Regions from separate parts of the Homo sapiens genome. Here region 2 is linked to region 1. Evidence: read pairs that join two places in POLR2A ChIA-PET (ENCODE). Cell type or tissue: Caco-2. All regions are shown on one strand.

The links. Peaks named below come from ENCODE experiments on the same cell type or tissue, not always from the same donor. Only the 100,000 strongest peaks of a DNase experiment are listed, where the experiment ranks them.
Region 2: POLR2A ChIA-PET joins it to region 1 with 10 read pairs; 2 of 35 experiments call an interaction of 5 or more read pairs at or near these places.

The regions. Positions count from the first base shown.
Region 1 is chr15:69,412,144-69,417,143 of GRCh38, reverse strand. It overlaps KIF23 (kinesin family member 23), which reads right to left and starts at 2,795. Exons shown (of 24, transcript NM_001367805.3): 1 at 2,668-2,795; 2 at 1,081-1,150. The coding sequence starts at 2,678. It overlaps KIF23-AS1 (KIF23 and PAQR5 antisense RNA 1), which reads left to right and starts at 2,115. Exons shown (of 2, transcript NR_132971.1): 1 at 2,115-2,992. RefSeq lists silencers at 2,396-2,475, 2,506-2,625. In Caco-2, no CTCF peak of the experiment used is centred here; DNase peaks (open chromatin) are centred at 2,163 and 2,873; H3K4me3 peaks cover 1,828 bases.
Region 2 is chr15:68,222,745-68,227,744 of GRCh38, reverse strand. The region is part of intron 1 of CLN6 (CLN6 transmembrane ER protein); the gene reads left to right. Among named protein-coding and RNA genes, the nearest start is that of CLN6, 4.5 kb to the left of the region's middle. In Caco-2, no CTCF peak of the experiment used is centred here; no DNase peak of the experiment used is centred here.

The DNA of each region.
Region 1 (5,000 bases):
ATTGCAGTGTATTCACTATTATATTGTACACAAATAATAGTTATACTACTACTAATATCTCTAAAAGTCAACAACATGTCACACGAGATTTTTAAAACTGTTAGAATTTCTTGGAAATGGATGTCAATTTAAAAACTTGTCAGCTTAACCCAACATTTAATATACAAAGACATTTTTATTTATTTATTTATTTAGAGACAGAGTTTCTCTCTTGTCACCCAGGCTGGAGTGCAATGGCATGATCTCAGCTCACTGCAACCTCCTGGGTTCAAGCAATTCTCCTGCCTCAGCCTCCCGAGTAGCTGGGATTACAGGCACCCACCACCACACCCAGCTAATTTTTGTAATTTTAGTAGAGACAGGGTTTCGCCATGTTGGCCAGGCTGGTCTCGAACTCCTGACCTCAGGTGATCCACCCGCCTCAGCCTCCCAAAGTGCTGGGATTACAGATGTGAGCCACCGCACCCAGCCTACAGAGACATTTTTGAAAGCAGGGGAGGGGGCTTGAGGAAAACTCATTCAGCTGTGTGCAAAGCACCCGGTTCCCTTAACTCAGAGCCAGGGACCCACTCCAGTGGCAACGAGGGATAGATTTAAAATACCTCAGAGCAAAGAACCCTTTTTGTTTGCCATTTGTTGTTTTGTTTTAAAATTCTTATTCTTTTTGCCTGCTTCATTTTTTCTTCATAATTTAACTGAATTAAACTTGGTCCCAAGAAGTTTGGAACTCTCCTCATGCCATCAGTTACTGTATGGCATGAACTCAGTTCATATTCTCTGGGATGAATATGAACCCAGTTGGAGATTTTTAATTATCTAACTCTCCAAATTATAATTACAGAAGGTATGCAGTTGACAACCAAAGACTTCATTTTACTGGACTAATTTAATTAATCTTATAGAGAAAATTTCACAGCTAGCACTAGTTTTACACAATGTAGTACATCCATTTAACTAAATGTTCTTTGATTATACTTCCACATGTCTTCTTCTTTCCCTTCCAAGCATACACATAAGACAGAAAGGACTGAAGAGATAAGTTTCTTAAACACCACACATAAATTTACAGGGATACCTTACCCCAACTGGGTCTTTAAGGTTCGTTTGGGACCCTTTTTTCACGGTAGGTTTCCGGGGTGTCTTAGCTCTCCTGGTCATAGATTAAAAAATAATAATAACTTTTTTTTCAGTTCAACACGAATACAAAAGCCTCACCTAAAACTTATACAATCTTTCTAGGTTATCTGTAAATTATCCCTTAGCAGTTGCAAAACACTGCATCCCAAATAACATTAATAATCATAGTAGCAGAGTGTTTGTGGCATGCGTAATCCAAAAGTAATTAAAATTTGCTTTAGAATACATTTTTGGTACCAAAGCTACCTACTTATTCTCTGATTAGTTCTATACTTAAAATGGCTTGCATATTTTCTTGAGCAACAATTTAACAGAGGCACTACAAATTATAACTGCCCACACTTTACAGACTGACAAGCGATTAACTTCAATACACTATAAAAATGCACATGGAGGAAACCATTCTTTCGTCAAGGGTTACGCCTGTACTTTCAAGGAACAACCAGTCATTGAATGCTCAAAACATTACTCTTTGTCTCCAAACAAAATCTGGTCCCAAACTGCCAATTTCTTGGTTTCTTAAGTAGGGGCAATCAAAAAGTTATTTTGATTGATTTCACCATTTCTCTAGCATCTCATCTTTTTCCCTTCACATTTATCTATAGGCTAGATATACATTTAACACATTAAAATTAAGTAAGATTATTGGCTTCGACTGTAGTTTAAAAATATTTTTCCAAACATATTCTCAGATGAAACACAAGCAAATTCGTGTTATTCAGTGCAAAATACTTTGTGGTGGGCTTAAGTTAAACTCAACGTATATTTCTTATATATAATTTTTTTCATCTAAAGATTTTGACTTCGGCCTCTTAATAAACAAGTTGTCTTTTGCAAACGACTCCCTAAATGGTAATAAAGCCAATCCTCTCCTTTGCACGACAAATATTTCTTTACCCAGGAATGATGCTGCGCCGAAAATATTAGCTTAGGAATGTGGGCGGAGGTTCTCTGCGGCCACAAAATACAGCAGAAGTAACTGGCCTGTGTAAGCGGATGGGCTCGGCCTCAAGGACAGGGTGCTCGGCTGAAAAAAAAGCTAGCGGCGATCACCGGTGCCAGGGCTCTCCAGAAACGGAGCCCATCTAACCAATGCCCAGCACACTCGCTCTGCTCCACACACGAGACCACCTCCGACCCGCACTAAGTTGGCCAACTGCACTCTGGAGGCGGCGGCAGCCAGCGAGGGAGAAGGGAAAGGCTGTCCCGGGACCCCGAGGAGGACTGCCCCGCCCCCGGGAACCGGGTGCGGCGTAAAACAACCCCGGCTCCGGGCCGACCCTTCCTGGCCCCTTGGAGGCCCAGGCGGGGCGGCGGGGGGCGACGCGGCAGGGGTCTCCGCGCCCAGGCTCCCGCGGAGCGGCCACACGTGGAGGTTCCCACTTTGGGGTCGCGGCCGCAGCAGCACCGGGCGGGATGCTGTCCGCGCTGCCCGCGTACGGCCGCGGCCTGAGTGGAGACGCCTGCCCCCAGCCCCGAGGCCTCGGCCCCCGTCCGCCCTCTCTCCCTGCTCGGCGGCCTCGTACTCACGCTGACTTCATGGCAGCAGGCTCCACGCCGCCCAAACGCGCATGCGGGACGGCTGGCTGGCGAAGACTGCGGGACGTTAGGACCGGCAGCAAGAACTAGAACTTCGCGGCTAAGGCGCGGTGCTCTGCGAAGCCGGCGGCGACGCTAAGAGCCCAGGTGAGCTCCCGCCTGGCGCATTTCAAACGGGCCAATCAGCGCCCGTCCGCAGGGAGAGGCAGGACCTCCGCGGAAGTGACTTCGCTGCCGGAAGTGGCGCTTGTCTCCTAGGCGACCGACGCTGAAAGGGCCGCGGAGTCGCGTGTCAGGGCTGGAGGGAGATCTTGAGGTATGGTATTTAAACTCTTCCGCCTTGCGATGACGAAACTGAGGGTTTCTTTTCCTCCATCACAAGAAGTTCAATGGAAGGGCCTTTCCAGGGTTGATTCAGAGGTCGGAATGTCGTTCTGGTGAAAAGTGTTGTATTCCTGTGCTGTGCCCTGCTCCAAGTCTCAGGCTCCGTCTCTCTGGCTCCCAAGTCACCACATTATCTTGGCGTCTTTTCTCTCTCTGATTCACCTTTCCTGGGTTTCCCTCCAGCTCTGTCCTATATGTACATTATTTTATCAAATCTTTTTTTTTTCCTTTTTTATTTTTTGAGGTGGAGTTGCTCTGTCGCCCAGCCTGGACTGCAGTCTTCAGCTCACTGCAACCTCCACCTCCTAGGTTCAAGCAATTCTCTTGCCTCAGCCTCCCGAGTAGCTGGGATTACAGGCGCGCACCACCACGCCCAGCTAATTTTTGTATTTTTAGTAGAGATGAGGTTTCACCATATTGGCCAGGGTGGTCTAGAACTCCTGACTTAAGGTGATCTGCCTACCTTGGCCTCCCAAAGTGCTGGGATTACAGGCGTGAGCCACTGCGCCCGGCCTGTTTTATCAAATCTTGATTGTGTTTGATCCTGGCCTTACGGAGATGAATAAAATTTGGTCCTTACCCTTAAGGGGCAACCTTTTGAACCTACTCTTGCCTTAGATGAACTGATTCTATATCACTTCTGTCTTTGACCCTAAGCCGATGACTACCAAATACACATCTACACCTGGGCTCTCATGGAACTCTAGCCCCTTCTCAACTTCCTAAAGGACCACAGCACTGGTAAGGATAGTCACAATGTCCTTGGCCAATATTGTTGGTGCTCAGGAAACGACACCCCAGAGTATGGCTCTTTGGCACACTGAGTGCTTTGAACTAAAGAAGACTGAAAGTGCCTCAGAGAAGCCTTAAAAGCAAAGTCTGTCTCTGACTTTCTCCTGCCCTCTTGTCTCCCACCCCTCTGTGTCTCCTAAAGCAAATAATAGAAACCAGAATTTCTGTTCCCCAAGGCGGGTCATGGAAACTAGAACCCCTTTTCTCCCAAGCAAGCCAGAAACATTATTCTAGAAAAACCTAGAAATATTAATCTAGCCTTCCCCCACCTTTTTGTGTAAGAGCTGGCCATAAAGACATTCTTTGATGTACCTTGTCATAAGACCCTCGTTCCAAAAGGGTCTTGCCCTACACTCAGGAAGAAGGAAAGCTGCACAGAGAGGCCAAGAAGAATCTGAACAGACAGGACTTGCTGGATTCCTCCTTCAGTCTGTTACTATTAGATCATACTCCTTTTGTACAATCACATTTCTACACAGCTGTCCATTCTTCATCTCATCTAAGCATAAAAATGGACAGCTTTCCCTGGGTCTTTGGGTCTTCATTTCTGAAGGCACTTACATCCCATAAAACTGTGATTCAATAAGTTATCCATTTATCTTGCTAACCTGTTTTTTGTTATGGTAGTGTCAGCTGTGACCCTTAAGATGGGTAAAGAAAAGTATCACACCTTTTCCACCCCTACATTGCACATTAGGATGGTTCCAACTTTTCCTATTACAGATACAGCTATAGTGAATGAATGTGGAAATTTATACAATGCAGGTAAATATGTAGGAAACATTTCTAGAAACAGAATTGCTGAGTCAAAGAGTATACATATGTGTAACATTTCACAGATATTGCAAATCATTCTCCATAAAAGCTGTCCAAATGTACACTCCCACCAGCCTGTATGAGAGTGCCTATTTCTCCACAATTCTCAAAGTGTTATCAAACTTTTCAGTAGCTACCAATCTATTGATATCTCATATCAATTGGTGAGAAAAAACATGTAGTTAAATTTTTCATTTATTTTCAGATAAATGTTGTCTATTCATATATTTTAGAGCCCTTTTGATTCCTTCTCTATCAACTGTGTTCATATTCTTTGCCTCTTTGTTCTATTGGTTGTTCGTTTTTCTTAATGATCTGTGAAAGTTCTTATA
Region 2 (5,000 bases), 1.2 Mb after region 1:
TGGAGGCCCAAAGAGGTTACATCATTTGCTGGCAAGAACCAGGGCCTAAACCCAGGGTTTCTGACTTACGGGCTCTGCTCTTACGACTCCACTTTGGCTGCTAAGGAGTCATGTCCCTCTTCCCCTGTGTGAGCTCCCCACCAGCCAGGGTATTCCCAGGGGGGTGGTGTGAGGGTGGGAGCTCTCTGTCTCCCAGGGTGTCTCTGCCCCCCACAATGTGGCTTCAGCCCATTCCCAGTATCATTGCTGCTCAAGAGAGTAGGCAGAATCATCCTGTCCAGTTCCTAGGATGCTTGGATTTCCTCTGCTGCATCCGTGCTTTGCTCACTACCTCTTAAGGTAACCCATTCCAACGTCCACCTGCTTTGTTGCCAGTTTTTGTATTATAATGAAAGTGTTACAATTAGGCCGGGTGCCATGGCTCACGCCTGTAATCCCAGCACTTTGGGAGGCCAAGGTGGGTGGATCACTTGAGTCCAGGAGTTCGAGACCAGCCTGGCCAACATGGAGAATCCCCGTCTCTACTAAAAAATACAAAAATTATCCAGGTGTGATGGCCCATGCCTGTAATCCCAGCTACTCAGGAGGCTGAGGCACCAGGATCCCTTGAGCCTGGGAGGCGGAGGTTGTAGTGAGCCGAGATGGCGCCACTGCACTCCAGCCTGGATGACAGTGAGACTGTCTCAAAAAAAAAAAAAAGTAAAAAAAGAAAAGAAAAGAAAGTATTATAATTAGTGCCCGTGATAAATCAAATAGCAAAGGCTTCAAGTTTTAAAAAGTAGTAATCCCTGTCCCACTCTTCCCTAGCACCAGAGACAATCACCCTAGCTTCTTTTAGCTCTTTTTTCCAGAGTCAAATTCCTATTTCCAAATAATATGTTTATAACAATAAAAAACACTAGCACTTTTTATGGATCAGGCCCTGCTCTTAAGTTTTTGCATGTATTAATTAAACCACGACCCTTGAGATACGATCTACTGGCCAGGTGTGGTGGCTCATGCCTGTAATCCCAGCACTTTGGGAGGCCGAGATGGGCGGATCAGGAGGTCAGGAGTTCAAGACCAGCCTGACCAACATGGAGAAACCCTGTCTCTACTAAAAATACAAAAATTAGCCAGGCATGGTGTCATGCGCATGTAGTCCCAGCTACTCGGGAGGCTGAGGCAGGAGAATTACTTGAACTCAGGAGGCGGAGGTTGCGGTGGGCCAAGATCGCGCCATTATACTCCAGCCTGGGCAACAAGAGTGAGACTCCGTCTCAAAAAAGAAAAAAAAGGGATAGGATCTACTATTATCTCCATTTTACAAATGAGGACATTAAGGCCCAAGAAGTTAAGTGACTTGCTCAAGATCTGGTTAGTGGCAGAGCTGGGATATGAACCCAAACAGTCTCCAAAGTCCAGACTCTTTTTTTTTTTTTTTTTTGAGATGGAGTCTCACACTGTTACCCAGGCTGGAGTGCAGTGGCATGATCTCAGCTCACTGCAATCTCCGCCTCCCGGGTTCAAGCGATTCTCCTGCCTCAGCCTCCCAAGTAGCTGGGATTACAGGTGCTCGGCACCACGCCCAGCTAATTTTTTGTATTTTTAGTAGAGACGGCGTTTCACCATGTTGGCCAGGCTGGTCTCAAACTTCTGACTTTGTGATTCACCCGCCTCAGCCTCCCAAAGTGCTGGGATTACAGGCCTGAGCCACCGCGCCCAGCCAAGTCCACACTCTTAAAAACTACACTCAACTGCTATTTCTTGGTTTATTTTATTTTATTCTTTTTTTGAGATGGAGTTTCACTCTTGTCCCCTAGGCTAGAGTGCAGTGGTGCCATCTTGGCTCACTGCAACCTCCACCTCCAGAGTTCAAGCAATTCTGCCTCAGCCTCCCGAGTAGCTGGGATTACAGGTGCCCACCATCACGCCCATCTAATTTTTGTATTTTTAGTAGAGATGACGTTTCACCGTGTTGGCCAGGCTGGTCTCTAACTCCTGACCTCAGGTGATCCACCTGCCTTGGCCTCCCAAAGTACTGGGATTACAGGCATGAGCCACTGCGCCCAGCCTTTGATTCCTTTTAGAAAAAAGGAAAAATTTTAAAAATTAGCCATGTGTGACAGCACATGCCTTTCTGTGGTCCCAGCTACTCAGGAGGCTGAGATGGGAGGATTGCTTGAGCCTGGGAGGTCAAGGCTGCAATGAGCCATGACTGTGTCACTGCACTCCAGCCTGGGTGACAGAGCAAGACCTTGTCTCCAAAACTAAAATAAAAAGATGATATTAGTCCCCTACCCTAAACTTTAGCTTTCCTCACCCCTTCCTACAATTTCTGTCCTCTGTTTTCATGTTATCAAAGTAGACTATAATTATCTGCTGCTTTAAAACCGTAATTATCTTCCATGTTTTATCTGTGGATTGACTCTAAACATTGAAAATTAATATAAAATGTGTATGTTATTTAAGCCATGTATTTAATAAATATTGTTCCAACAGAGCCAAATAATGTTTAACAGTTACATTTGCTTTCTTATGTTACTTTTGTTTTTCTTGGAGTTTCTAGTTGCCTTTCTTTATTCTCTCATTATATTTGCCTTCATTTCCTTAGTTTTTTTTCTGTTCAAGCTTTTCATTGTCTTGTATGTCACCATTCTTTAAATAGAAGCAAAATTAGTCTCTCTGTGGTCCCCATTTGTGGGTTACCGCTTGACTTGTTCAGGATGAAACCCCTTCCTTTTCTGCCAGGCAGCCCTGCAGATGCTGCTGACTGCCTTGAGGATTTTAAGTGTATGGCATGCACTCCTCAACTGTCGTGGTGTCATTGTCCCCATATGGTAGACTTGGAAAGCTGGGAAGGAGAGAAGAGTCTAACCTTGTTTCAGGTTATCTGCCATTGTGCCATCACCATTGTTTTCAGCAGCATTTGCTAGTGATTGAGACCTAGCTGGCACAGGCTGGGGGCTCAGTGTGCTAAGTCTGTGGAGCCAGGAACTTGGGACAGGGTTGAGGTTGCTCATCCTCAGGACATGAGCTGGGGGAGAGGATGCCTTTACCATTCCATGATCTGCCTCCCGTGGGCAGAGTTCCAGGAGAAGAAAACCAGGCAGGTGCTGATTAATCTTTTTTTTTTTTTTTTTTTTTGAGACAGAGTCTTTTTGTATTGCCCAGGCAGTGCAGTGGTGCCATCTCAGCTCACTGCAACCTCTGCCTGTGAGGTTCAAGCAATTCTCATGCCTCAGCCTCCCCAGTAGCTGAGATTACAGGTGTGCACCACCATGCTGGGCTAATTTTTGTATTTTTAGTAGAGACGGAGTTTCGTCATGTTGGTCAGGCTGGTCTTGAATGCCTGGCCTCATGTGATCTGCCCAGCTCACCCTCCCAAACTGCTGGGATTACAGGCATGAGCCACTGTGCCCAGTCTAATCTTGATTTGCAAGCTGGTTGCTGAGTGTCCACTCTGTGTGCCTGCTTTTTTTTTTTTTTTTTTTTTTTTTGCAATAAGGTCTTACTCTGTCACCCAGGCTAAAGTGCAGTGGTACGGTCATAGCTCACTGCAGCCTTGACCTCCCAGGCTTAAGTGATCATCCTGTTTCTGCCTCCTGAGTAGCTGGAACTACAGATGTGTGCCACCATACCCAGTTAATTTTTAATTTTTAATTTTTAATTTTTTAGAGTTGTTTTTTGTTGTTGTTGTTGTTGTTGTTGTTTTCTTTTTGAGACAGTTTCACTCTTACTGCCCAGGCTGGAGTGCAATGGCGTGATCCTGGCTCACTGCAACCTCCGCCTCCCAGGTTTAAGTGATTGTCCTGCCTCAGCCTCCCAAGTAGCTGGGATTACAGGCGCACACCACCAAGCCTGGCTAATTTAGTATTTTTATATAGAGACAGGGTTTCACTGTGTTGGCCAGGCTGGTCTCGAACTCCTGACCTCAGGTGATCTGTACACCTCAGCCTCCCAAAATGCTGGGAGTACAGGCATGAGCCACTGGGCCCAGCCCCCCTCTTTTTTTTTTTTTCCTGTCCTACTAAGTTAGGCTGGACTAATGACAGGGATTCTCATTGACCAAGGTGCTTCCTGAGGTGGAGGAGGAGGTAGTCACTGAGCCTCTAGTGTATGCTGGGTACACATAACTTCCAGATACACACATCTAAGTGTTCATGCTTCCAAAATCCCTTTATTCCTCGTACCGAACATCCTACTTTTTGCCAAGTTTGGAGGTATCAGAGCAAGAAACTGAAGGCTGTTACCTCTTTCGCCACCCAAGTTCTCTGGGCCTGGAGGTTATCACTCTCTGCTTTTTGAGGCCTTACCCTGATGGCTACTGAGGAAGGAGCTGGGTGGGGCCTCTGTGTTGGTCACTCGTCTCAGACCACTGAGCAGTCCTCAGGGTTACTGGCTATCTGTCCAGTCTGAAGATCGAGCCGCCCGTCCCTTCTCTTTCTCTGGCTCCAGTAAGCCAGGCATCTCAGCTCCATGCAGAACCTTCTTCACTTCCACCTCCAGGCCTTTACCCTGCTTTCCTGCTTTTCTGCCTAGTTAGATTCATCCATCCGTGCTTTGAGGCTCCCTTCCCTCATGCAAGCTTTGTGTATTGCCCTAGGCCACGCTGATCCTTTTCTTTTTTTTTTTCAGTATTTATTGATCATTCTTGGGTGTTTCTCAGAGAGGGGGATGTGGCAGGGTCATAGGATAATAGTGGAGAGAAGGTCAGCAGATAAACACGTGAACAAAGGTCTCTGGTTTTCCTAGGCAGAGGACCCTGCAGCCTTCCTCAGTGTTTATGTCCCTGGGTACTTGAGATTAGGGAGTGGTGATGACTCTTAACGAGCATGCTGCCTTCAAGCATCTGTTTAACAAAGCACATCTTGCACCACCCTTAATCCATTTAACCCTGAGTGGACACAGCACATGTTTCAGAGAGCACGGGGTTGGGGGTAAGGTTATAGACTAACAGCATCCCAAGGCAGAAGAATTTTTCTTAGTACAGAACAAAATGGAGTCTCCTATGTCTACTT